2 separate regions of the Homo sapiens genome follow, and region 1 is linked to region 2. A link is a contact called in ENCODE Hi-C data. All regions are on one chromosome and are shown on one strand. Each heading gives the region's core, a stretch centred on a gene start or an enhancer-like site at or near the end of the contact. The rest is flanking DNA. Distances are from core to core; before and after follow the strand shown. Region 1 overlaps POLR3E (RNA polymerase III subunit E). Region 2 has its middle 44 kb from the start of METTL9.

What was found. Hi-C counts contacts between places; a loop is a spot of excess contacts on that map. Pooled maps may share reads with other maps.
Region 1: a map of mammary epithelial cell shows a loop between it and region 2 (6-fold over the local background). The contact joins two enhancer-like sites. A Hi-C loop is called at or near these places in 11 of 168 maps with a recorded cell type or tissue (A673, CD4-positive, alpha-beta T cell, CD8-positive, alpha-beta T cell and 8 more), 9 of 37 single-sample maps with no recorded cell type and 13 of 50 pooled maps.

What each region holds. Positions count from the first base shown.
Region 1 is chr16:22,310,798-22,316,386 of GRCh38, reverse strand. It overlaps POLR3E (RNA polymerase III subunit E), which reads right to left. Exons shown (of 21, transcript NM_018119.4): 7 at 2,660-2,767; 8 at 2,259-2,308; 9 at 1,179-1,298. Among named protein-coding and RNA genes, the nearest start is that of POLR3E, 16 kb to the right of the region's middle. Within about 2 kb of position 1,531, at least 3 of the 41 ENCODE cell types and tissues checked have a DNase peak (open chromatin) inside an H3K27ac peak, as active enhancers do.
Region 2 is chr16:21,552,944-21,558,547 of GRCh38, reverse strand. No RefSeq gene overlaps it. Among named protein-coding and RNA genes, the nearest start is that of METTL9, 44 kb to the left of the region's middle. RefSeq lists an enhancer at 3,455-4,265. Within about 2 kb of position 1,772, at least 8 of the 41 ENCODE cell types and tissues checked have a DNase peak (open chromatin) inside an H3K27ac peak, as active enhancers do.

The sequences.
Region 1 (5,589 bases), core at 282-2,781, 760 kb before region 2:
GTCTGTAACACAGGTACACCACCAGCAATGACAAAATGATGGCTAACATTCACTGGGCATCTAGGATGTGGTGGACTCTGTTCCACTGACTGTAAATATACTAACCCATCTCACCCTCAAAATAACTTGGCAAGGTAGGTACTATTATTACTACTCTCATTTTATAATTAAGAAAACTGAGGCTCAGAGAGGTTAGCTAACATGCCCAAGGTCACACAGCAGGAAACAGCAGTGTCTAGAAGTTTGACCCCGAGTCTAAGGGTCTGTTAACACAAATCTCTTCCAAGAAGGTTCCAGAGAAATCAGGAGTTGTTCCCCACCCCAGAAAATATTGGGAGCCCTGGCCCATGGTGTCTTTGGAAGCATCCCTCACTCAGTACACAGTTTCAAGGGTTAGGTTCTAAAATCAATGCACCAGGGCCAGGTGGTCGTGGCTCACGCCTGTAATCCCAGCACTTAGGGAGCCTGAGGTGGGCAGATCACTTGGAAATCAGGAGTTCGAGACCAGCCTGGCCAACATGGCAAAACCCCATCTCTACTAAAAAAACAAAAACAAAAAAATTAGCAGGTGCCTGTAGTCCCAGCTACCTGGGAGGTTGAGGCAGAAGAATCACTTGAACCCGGGAGGCGGAGGTTGCAGTGAGCTGAGATCGAGCCACTGCACTCCAGCCTGGGTGACAGAATGAGACTGTCTCAATAAATAAATAAATAATAAATAAATAAAAATAAAAGTAAATAAAGTCAGCGTACCAGATGAAAACCAAGCACAGTAAGAAAATCCCCTGGGCAGGTGGTGCTGGGAACTCTGGGGTGGCAACACATGACCGACCCTCTAGGACAGAACCGGAGAATGCATCTGGCCTGCGTTTAGGGCCTGGGCTGCAGCGAAAATATGTTACCAGGCACTAGCCCCACTGCAAGCCCAGCAAGATGCCCATGCCCAGGGGCCAAACCCCACCCAGGGAACCAAGGACTCGCATCTTTTCCTCTTGCTCTCCTGGGGCCCACGCTAAGTGGCTCGGCTGGAGTGAAGTGTAAACTGCCCACAGGACTCGATCCTCTATCTGTGGCTATGACTCATGAATTTGACTTAAGTTCAAGGTGAGACACGGAGGCCACACCATGACCCTTCCGGGCACCGAGGTGTTTCCCCCAGGACCCCACGAAGCCCCGCTCACCCTCAGGCCATAGTAATGCAGGTGGACCCAGGGCTCCTCTGCGTGCTTCTTCTGCAGGAACTCATAGGACTGCACACGGCGCTGGCGGGCCTGCTCTGACTCCGGCCGGGAGAACCGCACCTGCGGTGGGAAGGGGAAGAGGTCATACCGTCAGGCCTGTGACCCTTGCTGGACTGCCGTCTCAGCCCCTGCCAGAAGACCAGAGAACTCCGTATAGGGGTTTTCCACTCTCCCTTCCTTTCCTAGCACAGGTCGTTTAAATTCCGTTCCAACCGTGTCCCTCCCAGAGCTGCCTGCACACGCCAGGGAACGGCTTATACTTGCTCGTGCCTGCCCAGCCCAGAGGCTTGAGGGGGATTAGAGTCCCAGGCGCCAGAGCCAGCAGAGTCCTTAAAGCAGACAGGCCCAGGATGCCTTTTCTAAGTTCCCCAGAGCGGAAGGGAGTTTCTAAGGTCCTAATAAGCTACGGAGAGAACAGGATGAGCTCCCTGCGCCACCTCCATGTCCATTACGCCCGTGTTCCCCGGTCCTCAAGGGCTTCCAAACACTCACCACTCTCTAGCCATACTTGTGTATCATCATTCTACGTGTAGCATTTTTCTTTTGGTACTACTCATTTTAATCTAAATATGCTTAAATAGGGAAAACTTTACAAACCATAAATGGAAGGTTAAGATTCTTTGAAAAATCTTTAAAATTCAGGAATAACTATTAAAACGAAAACTATTCATCCGTGCCCCATAAAGAGGATAGAATCACAGTTAATTGACTTTGGCTCTGTTAAGATACAGGTTCATGGCAGAGCTGGTCTGCGGGTCCTCAGGGCTCCTGGCCCCAGCTTCCTGCTCCCAGGTGACTCTAGCCAAGCCCCAGGCACACATCTCCTGGATCCAGCCAGGGCTTCCATCTTGTGTATAGCTGGAACAACTCAGGTTGTTCCCTCCAGGTAGCCCAGCAAGAAGGCTCAAAAGCATGGGCCCTGTCTGCTCCACCTGCATTCTGTGAAGACCCGCTACCCCTTGGTCTCTGGTCCTGCTGCCGCCCAGGCAGCACCCTCCTCCTCCAGGGGCCAGGGCTCACCGTGATCTGCTTAACATCGTCTTCCGCCTCATCCTGTGAAGAGTCCCCTGCTGCAAGAGAGACAAGCCACTGACTGCAGTCCTGGGGAGCCTCCACCTCCCTTCTCTCAACCCCACCCGCCAGGGAAGCCTCAGGCCGGGGTGCTGGGAGTTCTCCTCGCAGAGGGAGCTGCCTAAGCCAGTGGTTCTCAATCGGGGACAGTTTTGCCCCTTTACCCTGGGGATACTGGGCAATGTGACCTTTTTGATTGTCACGACTGTGGGGTGGGTGCTTCTGGCATCTAGTAGGTAGAGGCCAGGGATCCTGCTAAACATCCTATCATCCCATCCCTCTTCCCAGGACCAAGCCATCCCACCAGGATGAAGGCAGGCAGGCAGCAGGGCTGGGGATCCCGGGCTCACCCTCGTTGGCCGCCTCCCTCTCCCGGTGCTTGGCGTCAGCCTTATCCAGGTAGGAGAAGCTGGGCCGCAGCTGCAGGATGCCATGTAAAGGTGTCAGGTGGAGCTCACCTGGCGGAGGAAGAAGGGCTTGGACTCAACTCTAGAAACCCACCCAGTTTGGCTCAAGAGAGTCACCAAGTCCCGTGAAGGCCTAGGCCCACCATCAAACCGCCTCCCATTCCCGCTGCAGCCCCCAATCCTAGAGTCTTGGGACCACCAGGCCAGGGACCATCCCCACCTCCACCTGGCCTGCTGGACACAGCAAGCACACAGCCCAGACTAGGACAGGAACCTGGACTCTTCTGTTCGAAGCCACTTCCTTCAGTCCCACCTCCCAGTCTGGTTCCACGCCCCTCTCCCCAGCTGCTCGCTTTGCAACACTAGGCAGCTAATCCTCATCAAATTCGCCCTGCTGTTTACCCTCCAGGCCTCGGCCAGCTCAGCCTTACTGTCCCGCCCCACACACCTGGATTTCCTCTCCTTCTTATCCTCCATCTTTTCCCGCCAAAATCCCACCCGTTCCACTAGGAAGTCCACTAGTGCCACTGTGGCTGGAGAAGAGGCCCTGCTAGAACTGGGTGGAGTGTCCACATGGCCTCTGATAAAGATCATGACTTTCCCTCCCGCTGCAAGGGATGTGGCTTTCAAGAATTACATGCTTGAGACATGGGTTCTAAACAGAACGCGCGAGTTATATGACACTACTTTTGATCCTATCCCATTTTGTTTCCTAAGTGTTCAGATTAGTTTCGTTCATTGCTTTTGAGACTAAATACTTAAGCACTTTACTGTTTTTTTTTTTTTTTTTTTTTTTTGAGATGGAGTGTCGCTCTGTCACCCAGGCCAGAGTGCAGAGTGCAGTGCCATGATCTCGGCTCAGTGCAACCTCCACCTCCCCGGTTCAAGTGATTCCCCTGCCTCAGCCTCCCAAGTAGCTGGGACTACAGGTGTGTGCCACCAAGCCCAGCTAAATTTTTTTGTATTTCAGTAGAGATGGTGTTTCACCATGTTGGCCAGGATAGTCTTGATCTCCTGACCTTGTGATCTGCCCGTCTTGGCCTCCCAAAGTCCTGGGATTACAGGTATGAGCCACTGCGCCCGGCCGCGCCTTGTACTTTTTACCAGCTTTGGGACAAGACTCACGTACCATATAGTCCACTCATTTAAGGCATACTAATCAATGTATTTTTGTTTTGAGATGGAGTCTCACTCTGTTGCCCAGGATATTCAGTGGTGCGATCTCGGCTTACTGCAACCTCCGCCTCCTGAGTTCAAGCGATTCTCCTGCCTCAGCCTCCTGCATAACTGGGATTACAGGCACTCACCACCACGCCTGGCTAATTTTTTCTACTTTTTGGAAGAGATGAGATTTTATCATGTTGGCCAGGCTGGTCTCGAACTCCTGACCTCAGGTGATCTGCCCACTTCGGCCTCCAAAAGTGCTGGGATTACAGGCATGAGCCACCACTCCCGGCCATAATTCAATGTATTTTAACGTATTCACAAAGCTGTGCAGCCAGCACAACCAATTTTAGAACATTCTCATCACCACAAAAAGAACCAGGCAGTCCCCACTCCACTCTCCCACTAGTCCCTGGTAGCCACTAATCTACTTTCTGCCTCTGTACATTTGCCTATTCTGGACATTTCACATACAGCCACACATCACTTAACAATAGGGATACGTTCTGAGAAATTCATCCTTAGGTGATTTCATCGTTGTGCAAACATCGCAGAGTGCACTCACAGAAACCCAGATAGCAGAGCCTACTACACGCCTCGGCTCTATGGTATGGCCTATTGCTCCCAGGCTACACACTGTACAGCATGTTACTCCCCTGAATACTGTAGGCAGTTGTAACAGAATGGTATTTGTGTATCTAAATATACCTAGGCTGGGTGCAGTGGCTCATATCTGTAATCCCAGAACTCTGGGAGGCAGAGACAAGAGGATCGCTTGAGCCCAGGAGTTCGAGACCAGCCTGGGCAACATAGCAAGACCCCACCTCAACAAAAAATTTTTTAAAAAATTAGCCAGATGTGGTGGCATGGCCTGTAGTCCTAGCTACTCAGGAGACTGAGGGAAGGCAATTGCTTGAGCTCAGGAGATAGAGGCTGCAGTGAGCTATGATCACCACTGTACTCCAGCCTGGGTGACAGAGTGAGACCCGGTCTCCAAAAAAAAAACCCCAAAACAAACAACAACAAAAAAACACACCCAAAAAACCCTAAACATAAAAAAGGTACAGTAAAAGTATAGTATAAAAGACTAAAACCAGCTTATAGGACAAGCTGCTCTGGATGAGTGAGTGGTGAGTGAATGTGAAGGCCTATGACATTACTACACGCTACTGTAGACTTCATACAGACTGCACACTTAGGCTACACTAAATTTATTAAAAAAAAAAAAAAAAAAAAAAGGCTGGGCACAGTGGCTCATGCCTATAATCCCAGCACTCTGGGAGGCCAAGGCTGGTGGATCACCTGAGGTCAGGAGTTCGAGACCAGCCTGGCCAACATGGCAAAAACCCTGTCTCTACTAAAAATACAAAAATTAGCTGGGCATGGTGGTGTGTGCACCTGTAGTCCCAGCTACTCGGGAGTCTGAGACAGGAGAACTGCTTGAAACCGGAAGGCAGAGGTTTCAGTGAGCCAAGATTGAGCCACTGCACTCCAACTTGGGCAACAGAGTGAGACTCCCTCTCCAAAAAATAAATCAATAAATAAATTTATGAAAAATATATCTTTATTGTATATGCTTTTTTTCAAGACAGAGTCTTGCTCTATTGCCCAGGCTGGAGTGCAATGGCGGAATCTCAGCTTACTGCAACCTCCGCCTCCCAGGCTCAAGCAATCCTCCCACCTCAGCTTCCTCAGTAGCTGGGACTAAG
Region 2 (5,604 bases), core at 523-3,022:
CCTGGGTGACAGAGCAAGACTCTGTCTCAAAAAAAAAAAAAAAAAAAAAAAACCCTGTTGGGGTTTGTTGGCGAAGGCCCCCCTTCCTTTTGCCACCACGGGCGCCAACCCTGTTGCCCTTCCAATCCCATCTCCCGCTGCCCCTGACAGTGCCTTTGCCAGCTGGTGCTTCTGCCTGTTCCGTCGTGGTGGCTGCTCTCACCAGGGTCCTTTCCGCTGGTCGTCCCTTTCTGCCTGGAGCTGCCATTATCTTCACCTGACAAATAGAAACCCATCTTCAGGGCTCCACTGAAACGCCGCTTCCACGGGGGCCCTCCCGGGCGTCCCAAGCAAGTTTAGGGCCCCAAAGCCCACGCCCTCACCTCTCAGACACACAGCTTTTTATCTCTACCACCGTCTGACACTCCTGGATTCCAAGCTCTGCAAGGGCAAGTCAGAGCCTAGAGCCTCCTCCCTCTGTCCCCCGTACTGAGCGTGGTGCCCGGCACGCGGGAGAAACTCAGCGGGTGTTTTTGGATGAATGAGGGACTTTTCTTCTTTTATGCTTGCATGGCTGGCAAAGCCCCTTCTCATGGACATGTTCTTAAGACATATTTATCTTTCGACATCCTTACGTGCAGGTCTTACCTTGAGACTCGTGGTATTTGTTTCGGGGAACTGCGGATCTCTGCTGTAGTGAGATGATGACGATGCCAGTGATGATAGCAATTTTATTTTATTTTATTGTTTATTTATTTATTGAGATGGAGTCTCCCTCTGTCGCCCAGGCTGGAGTGCAGTGACGCAACCTCCACACCTCCCGGCTTCAAGCGATTCTCTCACCTCCGCCTCCCAAGTAGTTGGGACTACAGTCGCGTGCCACCACCCCCGGCTAATTTTTGTATTTTTAGTAGAGACCGGGTTTCACCATGTTGCCCAGGCTGGTCTCAAACGTCTGACCTCAAGTGATCTGCCCGCCTCAGCCTCCCAAAGTGCTGGGATTACAGGTGTGAGCCACCGTGCCTGGGCGATGACAGTAATTTTAATAATAACAATAACACCAGTCATAATAATAGTAAGTGGCTACCATTATTTGAGCTCTCACTGCATGCCAGGGACTGTTAGGGAGGTACTTTGTAAGCATCACAGTACTCAATCCTTGCCATAGGCATCATTATCCTTTTACAAATGTCTAGTCTGGGCCACAGACCTATAAAACAACTTGCAAAGCCCCACCGTGTGAAGCCAGGATTGGAGCCCACATTTGCCTGGCTTTCAAACCAGTGCCAATATGTGATGGTCTCAGAGGCTAACTTCCAGGGAGCAGTCTAGGTTCCGTCATCGCCGAGTTCTGTGGGCAGGGGCTTGCAGTGGCTGCGGCCCCTGCCTGCCTGGGGAGGTGGCACACAGAAGCCCTCAGCCTTCCCCATTTACAGCTTGGGAACGTGCATTACCCCCGAGAGTGGCACCGGAAGCAGACCGGTCCCTTGCGGCATCGTGTTATTTGAAATTTCCAGTAATTAGAACATCTCAAACTTCTCTTGTACTAATTTTAAGCCTTCAAACAACCCGTGCCTGCCAAAAGCCTGCTCATCTTGGTAAAAGCCCCGAACTACAAATAGATAGCTATTAACAGCATCTGTTGTAATAGCAGAGACAATATTCTCTGGGGCCAGCACGTCACCGCCTGGAGCCGACCCCAAACGTCATCTGTTATTATGTTTGGAGAGTCTGGCACGCGCTGAGGCAATCGTTCAATTATATCTCCATGAGCCGGTTCTGACGCACCTGCTTGCACAGAACGCTGAGGCAACAGTGGCCAGTGCTGCCCGGTGGACCAGCCCTGCCGATAGCAGAGTCTGGGGGATGGGGGCTGGCAGCTTAAAGACCCCTTTTCGTGAATTGGGCTTGCCTTTTTTTTTTTTTTTTTGATTAAGGAGAATATCCTGACATTGTATTGTCATTACGAAAAGTCACTTTAGGCTTGGCACAGTGGCTTATGCTTGTAATCCCAGCATTTTGGGAGGCTGAAGCAGCAGATCCCCTGAGGTCAAGAGTTCAAGGCCAGCCTGGCCAACATGGTGAAACCCTGCCTCTACTAAAAATACAAAAATTAGCTGGGCATGCTGGTGGGTGCTTATAATCCCAGCTACTCGGGAAGCAGAGGTGAGAGAATCGCTTGAGCTCAGGAGGTGGAGGTTGCAGTGAGCCAAGATCTGGCCATTGCACTCCAGCCCAGGTGACAGAGCAAGGCTCCATCTCAAAGAAACAAAAACAAAAACAAAATTTAGTGGGGTGTGGTAACACTTGTCTGTAGTCCCAGCAACTCAGGAGGCTGAGGCAGGAGAATCACTGGAACCTGGGAGGCAGAGGTTGCAGTGAGCCGAGAGCACCCTACCGCACTCCAGCCTGGGTGACAGAGTGAGACTCCACCTAAAAAAAAAAGAAGTCACTTTGAGATTATTTTATCCAGGTCTGCAGCCTTAAATTGGGTCCCTAACTTTACTGGCAAGGCAAGTAGCAGAGTTTGGCCTGAACCCTACTACAAAAGCTGAGGGCCTGGACCGTCAGACCTGGGTGAGGTTGCCGGCTAAAATGGGGCAGGTGACCGAACCTCTCTGCGTCTCAATTTCCTCATCTCAAAGTTGGACTCACAGGACCTGCTCTGTAGGGCCATTGTGAGGAGTTCATCCTGGGAGGAACATAAAGTTACCTCGCAATGCCCAGCAGGTAGCAGGTGCCCAGTGAAGGCCAGCTCCTCCGCCGCACTCTGGTATGCACCAAGCCTTCTCCATCACGACAACGACGTGAGCTCATGGACAGGATGCGTGGTGCCCGGGACACGCCAGAACCTGGCCAGCGAGAGCCTTTGCCCCTTAATCAGCTGTTTCACCCCATGAAGGCTTCAGTGGCTTCCAGTTCGTTGTTTTTTGTTTGTTTGTTTGTTTGTTTTAGAGTGCTTCCTTTATGTCAAGCGTTGTGCTAAGGACTTCGTATTTCCCATGTGACTTAATCGTAACAGCAGTCCTATGGTGGGGGTTCAAGGATCATCCCCACTTTACAGATGGGGAAACTGAGGCTAGGAGGGGTGCAAAAGCTGGACCTAGAGCACACAGTTTGGGAGTGGCGGCCCCAGCTTCTGAACGTGCGTCCGACTGCACACGGTTTGGGAGAAGTGACCCCAGCCTCTGAACGTGCGTCCGACTCCAGACCCCACTCCTGCCCCCATGCTGTATTGTCTACAGGAAGAGCAGCGAAACACGGCTTTCCAGTTTTTAAAGAAATACGCTTGGCATTTTGCTGGTGGGCGGTCTTCGCGGCGCAGGTCTAATTTTGGAATTTACAGTGGGATTTAAAGTTTTCAGTGAGATTCTCTGTTTCACCTTGAAAGAGGCTCAAGGTGTATGAATCCCACACTAGACTGATGCTGAAGAGGAGCCTGTGGAATCCGCACCCGCTGGCATTTTCAGTAAAAAGGCCTCTGTGTCTTCCTGATATGCGTGCGCCCCGCGCGGGCCACGTTGCCAGGTTCCGGGTGCCTCTTCACCGAACTGCCACCAGGGGCCGCTCCAGCCCAGCCCGAGTTATCCATCGGCCACCGCACCTGCTGTTCCCGAAAACGCAGCGGCCCAGACTTCCTTTGCAGTTACCCTCTTAGAAGAACGAACGTTTCGCTTCCCTCCTCATTTGCGTATCATAGAGCCAGTGAGACACAGTAGCCTTTTTGGGTTTTCCCCTGAGCGTGCTTGGTCCCCAGCCCAGGGTGGCCGCCGTTTCAAGCAAGTCCCTTGCTCAGGTACAGGGGTGCAGATGCCCCGAGCCAGCCTGAGGAGGGGCCGCATGTCCCGAGGGCCCCATGGTTCCCCTCAGGAGGCAGATTGGAAAGGGCTGACTTGTCTCTTACTCCAATGAGTAGAGAGGCGGAGGATCCAGCCCATCAGAGGCTGCCGCAGTAAAGAATTCTGTGACAGGCTGGGTACGGTGGCTCACGCCTGTAATCCCAGCACTTTGGGAAGCCAAGGGGGGCGGATCATGAGGTCAGGAGATCGAGATCATCCTGGCCAACATGGTGAAACCCCGTCTTTACTAAAAATACAAAAAAAAAAAAAAATAGCCGGGTGTGGTGGTGCCCACCTGTAGTACCAGCTACTTGGGAGGCTGAGGCAGGAGAATCTCTTGAACCCGGGAGGCGGAGGTTGCAGTGAGCTGAGATCACGCCACTGCATTCCAGCCTGGGCGACAGAGTGAAACTCCGTCTCAAAAAAAAAAAAAAAAAAAAAGAAGAAGAAGAATTCTGGGACAGCTCGGGGTCGGGAAAGGTGAAGAGATGCCTGTGGGCTCCAGCCCTGCTGGAAACCCTTGGGAAAGTCTTCTAGCCCCAGAGTTAGCACAGCACCTTACCCTGCAGAGGCTCAGGGCTCACAAGTCCCTTCTGGTCCCAGCAGCTCCTGTTCCTGGCCCTTGTTGGTTGGCCACATTCTGGAGGGTGACTTTTCTACTAGGTTTTGTGGGTGGGGGTCTGGCAGGCATCGGCTGTCAGTGGACTTATGCCTTATGCAGTTGGCGTCGCTCTTTGGAACCCTATTTATGTGCCTACGTAGAACCCTAGAGTGCTTGAGCTGGGACCAGGAGAAACGTGTAGTAACTCTCTTTACACAGATGAAGCTGCGGAGCCCCTGAATGGTGTGCGATGCACAATCACCACCACTGCCATCATCAGACAACACTTTACAAAATGCCTCCTGCCTTGTCTCCATTTATCCTTCCCGCTCTTCTCGTTTAACAGGTAGAGAGGCTTAGGCTCAGAGAGGCTAAGCTACTTGCCCAGGGTCACACAGCAAGTTAGAAGCAGAGCTGAGTTGCAAATCCAGGTCTTTAACTATTTCTGTGTTCTGTGGACTTTCCTAGAAATCCCAGGCGGTTCCCAAACTGCCGTGGGAAAGGCTCGATTCCACTGTAACACACAGAGCTGCTTACCGACCGAGTGATTCGATGAATAAATCAATGAACTGACTAATCCCATTCATTCCTGTATTCATTCATCCCGTGAGGGTTCGTTGTGTGCCTTCAATGACCCCTTCCTGCACTAAGTCGTGTTGATACAGTGATGGTCCAGACGGAAACAGCCATTTTTGTTTGTTTGTTTTTGGTTTTTTTTGAGACTGAGTTTCGCTCTTGTTGCCCAGGCTGGAGTGCAGTGGCGCGATCTTGGCTCACTTTAACCTCCGCCTACCAGGTTCAAGCAATTCTCCTGCCTCAGCCTCCCAAGTAGCTGGGATTACAGGCACCTGCCACCACACGTGGCTAATTTTTTGTATTTTTAGTAGAGGTGGGATTTGACCATGTTGGTCAGGCTGGTCTTGAATTCCTGACCTTGGGTGATCCTCCCACCTTGGCCTCCCAAAGTGCTGGGATTACAGGCGTGAGCCACCATGCCCAGCCCAGAAACAGCCTCTGTCCTAAGAGTGCAACTGGATGGGACTTAACTCAGTCTTACAAATGACATCTACCAGGCTGGGTCCAGTCTAACTTGTCCATGAAGCATCCATCATCCCTGCCTTCTAGGCATTTCTATTCTAGAAGAGATGATACAGACATGCATGAATTTCCACACAGTAAACTTAT